Regions from separate parts of the Homo sapiens genome. Here region 1 is linked to region 2. Evidence: read pairs that join two places in POLR2A ChIA-PET (ENCODE). Cell type or tissue: Panc1. All regions are shown on one strand. Each heading gives the region's core, and the rest is flanking DNA. Links, peaks and the distances in the headings are about the cores only.

The links. Peaks named below come from ENCODE experiments on the same cell type or tissue, not always from the same donor. Only the 100,000 strongest peaks of a DNase experiment are listed, where the experiment ranks them.
Region 1: POLR2A ChIA-PET joins it to region 2 with 13 read pairs; 2 of 35 experiments call an interaction of 5 or more read pairs at or near these places.

The regions. Positions count from the first base shown.
Region 1 is chr10:113,554,176-113,560,234 of GRCh38, forward strand. The region is part of intron 1 of HABP2 (hyaluronan binding protein 2); the gene reads left to right. Among named protein-coding and RNA genes, the nearest start is that of HABP2, 4.2 kb to the left of the region's middle. RefSeq lists enhancers at 3,352-4,032, 4,033-4,713 and a silencer at 5,235-5,529. In Panc1, for the core only: a CTCF peak has its summit at 1,754; no DNase peak of the experiment used is centred there; H3K27me3 peaks cover 684 bases.
Region 2 is chr10:113,070,966-113,077,024 of GRCh38, forward strand. All of the region lies in intron 5 of TCF7L2 (transcription factor 7 like 2), which reads left to right. Among named protein-coding and RNA genes, the nearest start is that of SNORA87, 29 kb to the left of the region's middle. RefSeq lists enhancers at 3,205-3,974, 5,285-5,878. In Panc1, for the core only: no CTCF peak of the experiment used is centred there; a DNase peak (open chromatin) is centred at 2,896; H3K4me3 peaks cover 591 bases; H3K27ac peaks cover 5,000 bases.

The DNA of each region.
Region 1 (6,059 bases), core at 393-5,392, 480 kb after region 2:
GAGCTCTACTCCCTTAAAATGTCAAGAATGAACACAACTTCTCCATAAAAATCAGAGAATGCTCCGCCTTGTTCGGGAGGGGTGGTAGAAAGTGGGCAGAGGATAAGAACTAAAATAACAGTCATAACCTCTCTGTCTTATTAAGTACCTTTGCATTTTGTTCCCCATTTCACTCCATAGAGCGTTTCCTGAATGAAGCAGATTAAGTTACAGTTTTCTGATTAGCATGTTTTTAAAACAATAGCTTCTCCTTTCTTTTCCGTCAACTGTGCTCAGACACCTATCTTAGCTCTGTATTAAGTTGCCAAGTGACTCACTTCTGAAAGGGTTTTCTTTTCAAATCATGACTTGTGTGTGTGTGGTGGTTGTAATTACAAATTGTTGTCAAGCCCCTACATCATTTGATGGCTTGTTGGTGTCTGAGGCCGAGACACAGCAGAAATACCACAGGTCTAGAGAAAGGCAGGAGAAATCATCGGAGGCCCACGCGGGGCCCAGAGAACATACCAGTCGGAAAGAATTAGATCCTAAACTTTGCGGGCAAGGAGAAACGTTGACACGGTATGTTTGAAGTTCACAAAAGGATAATGGTCCCGAAAAATCCCTTTTTTGCAAACCCCATTGAATTTTTAGGGTTAGCAATGAAATTATAAGTCAATAATGGATAAAAGAGAAAATATGAGAGTTAGCCTTCAGGCAATGAGCTTAGTCAATTCCAAAGAGAGGATTCGGGGCTTTGGAATGCTTTCTTACCCCAGATGTGTGCCAGACAGGTGGTCGGGAAGGCGGCTTGTGTTCCACAGGCTGGCATACAGACATCAGGGGAAAGTGGCCAAGTCGTTCAGATGCTTTGGAGAGTTTGGGGCGTCATGGGGGTAAAGAAGCCACATAGCCAGCTGGGCTGGGTGGCCTCTCCAGCCCCACACAGCTAAAAGTCATAACTAACTGCTACCATTTAATGAGAAGTCCTGAGTGCTAGCCCCTGAACTTTCCATGAATTGGTTCATCTCTGGAAGGACCCCAAGAAGTAATTCCTACTATGCTCCCATTTTACAGAAACGAAGCTGGAAAACTGGGCCTGTCCCAAGTCATACAGCTGATGAGTGGCAGAGCTGAGCTCTGGATTACAGACTGGTTTCCGTGTAGCCAGTCTCCTGTCTGGGGCCCTGGGTGAGGATGAGATTTCTTTGGTTCGTACAGCTTCAGGGACATGGCTTTTCCTGTAGGGAAAGGCCTCTTAGACCAGGCACATGTTTGCTGGGTGGAGTGTAATGGACTCCACGTGTCTCTGAAACTCCAAAGAAAGGCAGCTATAGGATCTGTGGTCACTATTCATTGGAAAGACACCCAGGTACTCTCCCATGAATTCAGATCATGTAGCAAATGAGGACTGTTCTTTGGGATCATCTGTCATGGAGATTTTTATTCTGATATCCACTAGCCCAAGAGATATGGGTCAAAAATCATTGCTGTGAACTCCAGGGCATCATTCATTGTGCCTTGCTGTTCTACTCGAGGTTTGGTTTTCCTAACATATCATTTTTGAGCACCTGTCCAGCACAACCTCATATCATTATCCCTGTTTTATGGATGAGATACAAACCCAGAGATGTTAAAATGACTTTCTGGCCAGGATTGGGGCCAGGTCTGTCTGACTCCACATTCATCACAGGAGGCCTGCTTAACTGTAAATAAGGCGTGGACTGTCTTAGAAATCTCTTCTTGCTAGGATTCTTAGAGTGATTTGGGGCCCAGCTGGGCTCAGCCATAATGGAATTTGGCCTCTCCAAGCCCAGAAACCAGAGGACAATGTTTGTCAAGCTTGCCTGCTTATCTCAGCCCATCCCTAGAAAGAAGAAAGACAAAGGCTTCTCCTCTCCCCTGCAAAGGAGGTGCTTTCAATTAAAACAATGTTTACATTTCTGGGCTTTTAAAACCCTAGAACTCTAGAATCTTCCCAGGGATAGAGCCACAAAACAGTTTGCATAGGTCAGAAGTTGCAAATTGGCAGCTTGAAATACACTCTGCTCACAGCTCAAGTTTAACTTGGTGGATAGAAGATTGACTCCAAGAGTATTTTAGTTTTATTTTAATTGCTTGGCCACATTTGAAAATCGGAACACAGAACATTTCCCATTAAAGATACAGATTCCCAGCTTTTCTTGAAAATCAGACATTTGAGTAGCATTGGGTTCACATTCTTGGCTGGCACCATGGAGAGGGGTAGCCACCGCTGCTGTTATTAGATGAAGTTTGAGGCCAGGCATGGTAGCTCATGCCTGTAATCCCAGCACTTTGGGAGTCCAAGGTGGGAGGATTGCTTGAGGCCAGGAGTTTGAGACTAGCAACATAGCAAGACTCTGTCTCTATCAAAAAAAATTTTTTTTAAATTAAGCGGGTGTGGTGGTACATGTCTGTAGTCTCAGCTACTTGGGAGGCTGAGGCAGAAGCGTCACTTGAACCCAGGAGGTAGAGATTGCAATGAGCAGAGAAGGTGCCATTGCATCCTGCCTTGGCAACAGAGCAAGACTCCATCTCAAAAAAAGTTTAAAAAAAAAAAGAAAGAAAGAAAAAAGAAGCTTGAGTTTCCCAGATCCTGCTCCTCTCTCTTTCTTTGATTCTTTTATTCTTTTTTTTTTTTTTTTTTTTGTAGAGACTGGTTTTTGCTATTTTGCACAAAGCTGGTGTTGAACTCCTGACCTTAAGTGATCCTCTAGCCTTGGCCTCTCAAAGTGCTGAGATGACAGGTGTGAAGCATCATGCCTGGCCCCCATACTATCTAGAACTCTTCCTCTTGACCAATGTGCATTGTCTGCCTGGTTCTGCCTTACTGCACTTCTCTGGTTATTGCTCAGAAATGCTGTGGATATTGACTTATCGGACCAAGTTTGGGATGGGCAAGTGACCAGGCTCAGCATCCGATTAATTCAAGCATCCACACCTGCATGGGCTCCAGGACCAAACAAGGTCTTGGACAGGAAGATGGGAGCCACTCTTTTCAAAGCCTCCAGAATGCCAGTCTCTTTCGGGCCTAGGAGAGACTGAAGAGGCATTCCTCCCTCTTACTGCCATCTACACGGTCTTAGGGAAAGGGGAGGGACTGATTTTCACTGCAAATTCTCATAGATTTTTTTTTAACTGATCTGAAGCACAAATCCAACTCATTACCTTTAGCGGTGTACACTGGTATTTAGGGAAATCAGGTCGCAGGAAATCACATGTGTATACAGGCACGGGTATATTTATATTTTAAATTCATTAGAGTTTCCTAAATGCAAGAGCAATTCTGCTGTCACAGAGAAACAGCATGGCAGAATATTTGGCAGCCGGGATTTTAAATAAAACATGCTTTTTCTTCATAATTAATATAACAAGGTTTCCTGGCTTAGGACTTGGCAACGATCCCAGGAAAAATGGTTGGCGGGGAGGGGGTTGGTGCGCCATGCCTGTGACCCGCAAACAAGTTCCAGGAAAAGTTGATGCTGAGTAAGTTCTCCTTAGTCGGCTCTTCCGGCACTCTGAGAAAACAGAACAAACTCACTGACAACAGTGGCTATTAATAATAGGAGTAGTAAGAGTAATCGTAATAATTAATAGTAGCAGCAACCACGTATGAAGTCTTTACATTTGCCAGATGTGGCATGCTTTATGTTTATTATCTCATTTAAGCTTCTCTCAAACCCTATGAGTTAGGGACCAATGTCATTCTCATTTTACAGACAAGAAACTAAGCATAGAGCAGTTAAATCATCTACTCAAGATGGCACCTCTGGGAGGTTACAGCTCTGGGATTCAAGGTCTGCCCAACGCCTAGTTCTATGCTCACAAGCACTGTGGTTGAGATCATCATGCCTGGCACTGCCCAAAGACAAACAAGACCGTTTTGTGTGGTATCAAAGGTGTCAAAATGGGCAGCAGCCTGAGACTCCAGCTTCCAGCAGGAGACAAAGTCGCTCCCATCTGGACGTTCCCTCAATAGCCCCGAAGCTTTGCTTTCCCTTTGCTTTCCGACACCACAAGGATCGAGTCTTGCCGGCTAGCAAACCAGTTCGTTCAGTGTTTTCAAAACTTCAGTCATGAATGAAGCCATCTTCAGAAATTCTGCCAAAGCCCAAATTAGTTTCTTAATACTTTTGTTAAAGACTCACCTTTTCTCTACCTAAATTGATTTAGTTCTAAAGGAAATTGTCATTACTACAAAGAAAGCGAAGTGATGTCATTGAATTCTAGCTGGCTGCTGTTGACATGCTAAAGGTCTGAGCCTGAAGCGGCTTTATCCTCCTTAGAGGAAAGATCAGCAGGAGGCAGAGGATAGAGACACCAGCACCCGCCAGTCCTTCCCCCTGGTGGGATTGGAAGGCTTGACAGTCAACCTGAGAAAAGAAAGACTTTCTCACGCTGTGTTTTCTGTTTTATTCTAATGCTGTTACTTCACATCCTGGCTAGGCACCATCTCAATCAACTCAGATACCCGCAGTGGCTCACATCTGATGCCACGGAAAGCGCAGGAGTGAGCACAGCTTCAGCAGAGGTGGTGCTGATGCCTAGCGGGGGAGTTACCTTCCTGAAGCCCTGGGCTATTTGCTGGGGCTGACTGACCAAAAAGGGAAACATGGGGGCTTGTGCTTATGAGGCGGCCCCACGCTCAGCTGTGCTTTGGTTTTGTCCACTTGCTTGTCTTAATTTTTTTTTTTTCTTAGACGGAGTCTCGCTCTGTTGCCCAGGCTGGAGTGCAATGGCGCAATCTTGGCTCAATGCAACCTCTGCCTGCCAGGTTAAAGCGATTCTCCTGACTCAGCCTCCTGAGTAGCTGGGATTACAGGCAACTGCCACCACGCCCAGCTAATTTTTGTATTCTTAGCAGAGACAGGGTTTCACCATCCTGGCCAGGCTGGTGTCAAACTCCTGACCTTAAGTGATCCACCCGCCCTGGCCTCCCAAAGTGCTGGGATTACCGGCGTGAGCCACCGTGCCCAGCCTTCGCTTGCCTTTTAAAAGGGCTTCCAAGAGCATTATCATATGCAGAATTTTTACCCAGTCTCCTTGTCTTGGATGGCCTCACTCCCTAACCTTCAAAGCTCCCCTCCACCACCATCTGTTTGCACCAAGTCCCTGGGATGAGCCATTTGTACAGATATTTCTCACCAAGTCTCACCTGCGGAGTAATCATTGCAAATGCCATATTCTTCCTGAGCAGCCAAAGTTCCTTGAATAAAACATTGGAATTGGGAAAGGGAATTCTTACTTTTATAATTGGGGAAACTGAGGCACAGAGAGACTCAACAAATTGCACAGGAGCAAAGATAGGCCCTGAGTCTCCTCAGCCAGAAGCTTCACACCCAAGAGAGCTTGGTATAACCAAAGCGTGGCCAAGGGCAGAGTCGCCTGGGCACTGGAGGAAGATGTGTGTTGTGTTCCCAGCCCACCTCAGACCCATGGACGCCAAACCTCTGCGGGTGGGCCCCAGGGATCTGTATTTTTATCAAGTTCCCCAGACAATTCTTATGCACATTGAGGTTTAAGAACCAATGTCTTTAAAATGGAAATTCTCCGGATGTAACAAATGGGACTCTTCTCTTTCTGCCCATTGCCCCTGTCCCATCTCTGCCTGCCACTGTCACACGAAGCTGCAGCTCAGCCCTTAGCTGGGTAGGGTCTGAGTGGCCAGCTCTGGGCTTTAGAGCAGGGAAGCTGCACAGAATCCCTCTGAGCCAGGCATAGGTGATCGGCGTCAGAGCCAGGAGACTTGAGCCTGAGTCCCTCCCCTGCCCCAATGTGTCCATGTCCTTACACAAGCCACTTCACCATGCTGGGCCTCATCTTCCTCCTCTGCAGATGAAGGGTCTGAGCCAGTTCCTCTCTACAGTGGCTCCTGGCTCATCACTGTGGTCTGGTGAACAGCTTCACCCAGGTGTCCAGGAAGGAAACCACCCACAGGCACTGCTGGCCAGCACCTTCACCTTTGGCTTCCACATTCTCCCTTGAGAGTTTTGCCCCCTTCCCCTGAGCTTCAGGTGAAAGCAAAGCTGCAGTGAACCTGCCAGTCTTGAGACGGCATT
Region 2 (6,059 bases), core at 665-5,664:
CAACAACTAATATATTTTCTGCATCTATGGATTTGCCTATTCTGGACATTTCATATAGATGAAATCATAGGCCCGTGGTCTTTTGTAACTGACTTCTTTCACTTAGCAAATGGAAGGGTTTTTGATGGAATCTTAGCTCAGATGTCGCCCTAGGCTTGGCCTTCTGGAACTCACTGTTCTCTTGCTTCCTTCCACCCTGCCTCCCTACCCGCTTTGCTACAAGAAGACAGAATGTAGAAACCCCCAGTTGACTTTTTGAGTAGAAATGAGCCATGTTCTATTTAGTGGTAGAATGTTTGCTGGGTTAGCCCAGGACTTCAGATGGAGTGCTTCCTCCTTTTTAATACCTTGTGACTGCTGTGTTGGCAAGCAGAGGGTTAAATGCTGCAGGAGGACATGGGAGAGTTTTTGCTTTGAGGGTCCACTGGAGCAAGAGAAGCTTGAGAGTCTGTCTCTGAGATCCCAGAACAGACATGAAGATATGGTACCGATTCCCTTGGTGCTAAAAGGAACTCCAGGGGAATTTCAGGAAACCCCTCCTTTTCTCGTCTTTATTCTCACCCCGTCCCCCCGCCACCTCTCTCCCCAAGTTCACACTCAGGAGGGAGGAATCTTTTACCTTTTCCGTTCTGGGCAGCAGCTGTAGGGAATGTTATCAGTGTTGGGACTGGGCACGGGACCAAGCCTTCCTGGTGCCTGGACTGCAACCAAGCTGAGAGCTGACATGGCAGGGCGAGTTGTGTGTGAGTTGGCTGCCCCTAGGCTCATAGGCCTAGCACAATAGAGACCCTGTCAATGGAGGGACACTATCAGGCAGGTCACTATCAATGTGACAGACACTATCAGGCAGGTCACATTGGTGCAGATCCTTGGAGGACTCCCCCCCACCCCCCATGAGTGGATTCCTCCAGGTCAGGGGCTGGCTGGGACTGTGGATGCTGGAGTAAGTGGAATTGTGGGTGCACTCTGCTTCAGCAGTACTCTCCAAGGAGAATGATTGTTTTAATAAATTACTGTTTTAATAAGGGAGGTGGAAGAGCTTTTTAATCACTTGCTTTTTAAAAATTTTTAATTTTATTTTAATTAATTAATTAGTTTATTTATTTTTTGAGACGGAGTCTTGCTCTGTCGCCCAGGCTGGAGTGCAGTGGCACGATCTCGGCTCACTGCACCTCTGCCTCCTGGATTCACACCATTCTCCTGCCTCAGCCTCCAGAGTAGCTGGGACTACAGGCACCCGCCACCACGCCCGACTAATTTTTTGTATTTTTAGCAGAGACGGGGTTTCACCGTGTTAGCCAGGATGGTGTAGATCTCCTGACCTTGTGATCCTCCCGCCTCAGCCTTCCAAAGGGAGGGATTACTGGCGTGAGTCACCGCGCCTGGCCTTTATTTTTTATTTCTTTTGAGATGGAGTTTTGCTCTGTCACCCAGGCTGGAGTACGGTGGTGGGATCTCGCCTCACTGCAACTTGCGCCTCCCGGGTTCAAGCGATTCTCCAGCCTCAGCCTCCTGAGTAGCTGGGATTACAGGCGTGTGCCACCGCCTCCAGCTAATTTTTGTATTTTTAGTAGAGACCGGGCTTCACCATGTTGGCCAGGCTGGTCTCGAACTCCTGACCTCAGGTGAGCGTCCTGCCTTGGCCTCCCAAAGTGCTGGGATTACAGGCGTGAGCCACTACACCCAGCCAATCAGTTGCTTTTAAACTACTTAAATAAAAAGAGCCAACCCAAAATCTTGTGCATGCTTGGGAAACTGGCAGTGGAATATGAGAAGTTTTTATTTGTGGTGCACACAGGTGACTCGGGCTGTTGTGTATTGGTTCTTGCCTCGATCTGTAGCAAGCAATCTGTTGTTTCTTGCCTGCCTTTTGGGAAGAAATGAAAAAAGAAGCAGCACGAGTCTCCATACATCATGATTGTGATGGCACTGGGCCTGAGACCTTTTCTGCTGTCCAGGTAAAAATGTGAAGACCATGGTTTTGAGGTTTCTTAATAAATTCAGGTGTTAAGTGCCAAGTGATGCTCCCAGCCCCTGAGCTAGAGCAACTATGCTGTTCATGTCCCCAGGAATGGAAGTGGACCCTAGTTAGGTGCTGGTGGCCAGCCATGTGTACCTAGGGCAGGGCCAGGTCGTGTGTGTGTGTGTGTGTGTGTGTGTGTGTGAGAGAGAGAGAGAGAGAGAGACAGAGAGAGAGATAGAGAGAAACATAAAGGTGATCGGCACTCAGACATCCTGTGTGGTCCACCTCACTTCTCAAGCAGGTGTCTTTCCAGTCTACAACTCGTTGACCACAGGTGGAATTCATAAGCTCTGTTCCCTGTCCTGCTTGGGTCCTCCAGAGAAAGAAATGTTGAATTATCATCTTGGTGATGGTCAACTCTGAAAGCCTAAATTTTCATGATCACCAAAGTGTTTGGATTTAAAAGGGTGGCTCACTCCGTAATTCCGGCACTTTGGGAGGCTGAGGCAGAAGGATCACTTGAGCCCAGAAGTTTCAGACTAGGCTGGGCAACAAAGCAAGACCCGGTCTCTACCAAAAAAAAAAAAAAAAAAAAAAAAAAAAAATCAAAAAAATTAGCTGGGGGTGGTGGTGTGCTCCTATAGCTCCAGCTACTCAGGAGGCTGAGGCGGGAGGATCGCTTGAGCCCAGGGGTTTGCGGCTGCAGTGAGCTGTGATTGCACCACTGCACTCCAGCCTGGGCGACTGTGAGACCCCGTCTTTAAGAAAAAAAAAAAAACAAAGGTCACAAGACATTCTTGGCTCCGCCCTGCAGAGCTGCTTCCCGATCTCCTTTTTTATTTGCTTCCCAACCTGCGGGCCTCAGTGTGACTCACCACACCGGACTGCCTGGCCCTGCTGCCTGCCGCCCATCCTTGCGGCCTGGACGACTCCATGTGCGAGTTGCTGGCGCAGCGTCCAGAAAACAGACCACACCCCAGGAATGATGATACGTTATAGCATTTCTCTGCTCTGTAAGAGAGGCACCAGGGTCGTGTGCTGGGTCTGGGGTTTGTCCATTCCACATCCGGTGCTGCTGTTGACTCTGGTGTCGGCCGCTGGTGAGCTGGCTGTAGCTGGTCACCTCTGGGTGGTTTCTGGGGCGGTCGCAGGCTGACTAACACACCAAAGGTCAGCCAGGGTGTTGAAGCTGGCACCTTTCTTCCTGGAGCACAGACGTCATCTTGGATCTTTTAGATACTTGGACTTACTTTATGCAGAACATTCTGGATTTGTGAATTAGATGGACTCTTTATTATTTTGTATTTGGATTATTTCTTTAAAGAGATCAGAGATAAAAATATCATTGTTTTGCCAGTTTGCTACCACCAGCCCACACCCCTCTTCCCGTTGTCCAAAAAGGGGGTGGTTAGAGTTTTCTTGAGTGACTGGGCTATTATGATTAGCAGATTACTAAAGCTGTGTGATTTTAACAAGACGTAAACACATATGGGAACCCCTCCTTCCATATCTTGCTAATGTCAATTAGCAACATATTAATCTTGCTAATGTCAATCCTGTCACTTCATACATTTATAAATATTAGGGACATTTAAAAGAGTTGTCGGACTGTGCGGGACCTTGGCACACTGCTGACGGCTGCACACTCATCACTGCGGGGCTCATCACACATTGACACCAGCACCATATTTTGCTGGGTTTCCTGATCTCGGTTGAGTATTTGGATTTGAATGGGATGGTTTTAATGTTGCTACTGACTACTACAGTGATCCAAATAAACTTTAAAGCTGGGGCCTCCACGCCATAGGCAGATTTTCATACCAGTTGCCTTTACCTCAGTAGTTTTCAGCTGGGGCAATTTTGTTCCCCAGGAGACATCTGGATACAGTGTTGGTTGTAACAGCTGGGCAGGGGGTACTTCTGTCATCATCTCATGGGCACAGGGCAGGGATGCTGCTAGGGCAACCCCTCACCCTCCCAAAGAATTATCAAAAACATCAACAGTGCCAAAGCTGAGAAGCTCAGCTTTAATGTGTTCATTGAGCAACTAAAGAATAGACTCAGATATAGGAAAGTATTTATTTATTTATTTATTTAGAGACAGGGTCTGGCTCTGTTGTCCAGATCATAACTCACTGTAACCTTGATCTCCTGGGCTGAAGCAATCTTCTCACCTTAGTCTCCCAAAGCATGCTGGGATTACAGGTATAAGCCACAGTGCCCAGCCTGAAAAGAATACTTTAAATGGGCGGGGTAATGGTGGCTTATGCCTGTAATCCCAGCACTTTGGGAGGCAGAGGCGGGCAGATCACCTGAGGTCAGGAGTTCGAGACCAGCCTGGCCAACATGGTGAAACCCTATCTCTACTAAAAATACAAAAATTAGCCGGGAGTGGTGATGGGCACCTGTAATCCGAGCTCTCCTGGAGGCTGAGGCAGGAGAATCGCTTGAACCTGGGAGGTGGAGTTTACAGTGAGCTGAGATCGTGCCATTGCACTCCAGCCTGGGCGACAAGAGCGAAACTCTGTGTCCAAAAAAAAAAGAAAAAAGAAAAAAAGAGTATCTTTAAATGAATGGCAACCCAATTTGCAAATGTATTTTTTTTAATGTTGCCAATTACTTTATGTGTTTAAAAAATATCTTTCTGGTTTACTAGGGTATTCTTCAAAAAAAGAGAAAAGATTAAAGCTGCACAGACATGATGATGTAAAAGCTAGTAGCTTCTCAAGCTGTGAAAGGTCTGTGGTGCAGAGAATAGCTCCCTGTGAGCTGAATTTTGTTTGCTGTGGTGCAGCATGGGTTTAGATCCTACCTGGTTAGTGAAAGAGATAATGTGAAGTCATTGCATTTGCATTTGTCAAAATCCTAGTTTTCCACTTACCTAATAGTTTTTTGTTTGTTTGTTTGTTTCATTTTGTTTTTAAAGACAGGATCTTACAGCCGGGGCCTGTAATCCTAGCACTCTGGGAGGCTGAGGCGAGTTGATCACCTGAGGTCAGGAGTTCGAGACACACCTGGCCAACATGGTGAAACCCTGTCTCTACTAAAAATACAAAAATTAGCCAGGCGTGGTGGCACGTGCCTGTAATCCCAGCTACTGGGGAGGCTGAGGCAGGAGAATCACTTAAACCCAGGAGGCGAAGGTTGTAGTGAGCCGAAATCACGCCACTGCACTCCAGCGTAGGCAACAGAGCAAGACTCCATCTCAAAAAAAAAAAAAAAAAAAAAAGACAGGATCTTGCTCTGTCACCCAGGCTGGGATATACTGACTTGATCATAGCTCACTGCAACCTTTAGCTCCTGGACTCAAGCAATCCTCCAGCATCAGCCTCCTGAGCAGCTGGGACTATAGGTGTGAATTACCATGCCTGGCTAACTTTTTTATTTTTTGTAGAGACAGGGTCTTACCCTATTGCCTAGGCTGGTTTCGAACTCCTGGCCTCAAGTGATCCTTTTGCCTTTGCCTCCCAAAGTGCTGGGATTACATGCGTGAAACACCACACCTGAACTAGTCTTTTTGTTGTTGTTGTTAAAGTGAGAGACCCAGACCAAAATCATCTTTCTTCTCCCAAAATGCTAATTATTATTTGTTTTAAGTTATAGCTCCAGATTACCTTGTAGGATTATTCACATTTTCTTTCTAAATGCTGTTCTTGAAAGGAACCATCTATTGACAGTACATCAGAAATTCTATGGTTCCTTTATGACATTTCTGGGGAAGTAAATGAAAGGTGTAAATTAAGAAAAGCAAGTGTTTGCGGTTCCCACTTTAACCTTGTGTTATGTTAAGTGGCTTTGTTGAAGAGGGCTGTCACTGTTCTTGAAAACTTGGGAAAATCCATAGCAAGCTGTGCCATTAGTTGCCTTTGGGAGCACAGGATGTTTGATGTGAAAATTATATGGACACATCTAATTGGGTGTATTTTCACCCCACCAGATATCAAGTAAAGAGGTGACTCTTCCCCCTCCCCTGCATTTTTAGCTAAATTGTTTAACCTGAATTTCATGCTATTAAGAATTACATTTCAGTAATCCACCTGCCATTTTTCAATGCCTTTTGTTTAGTAGCATGTCTGTATGATCCACCTACAGAACA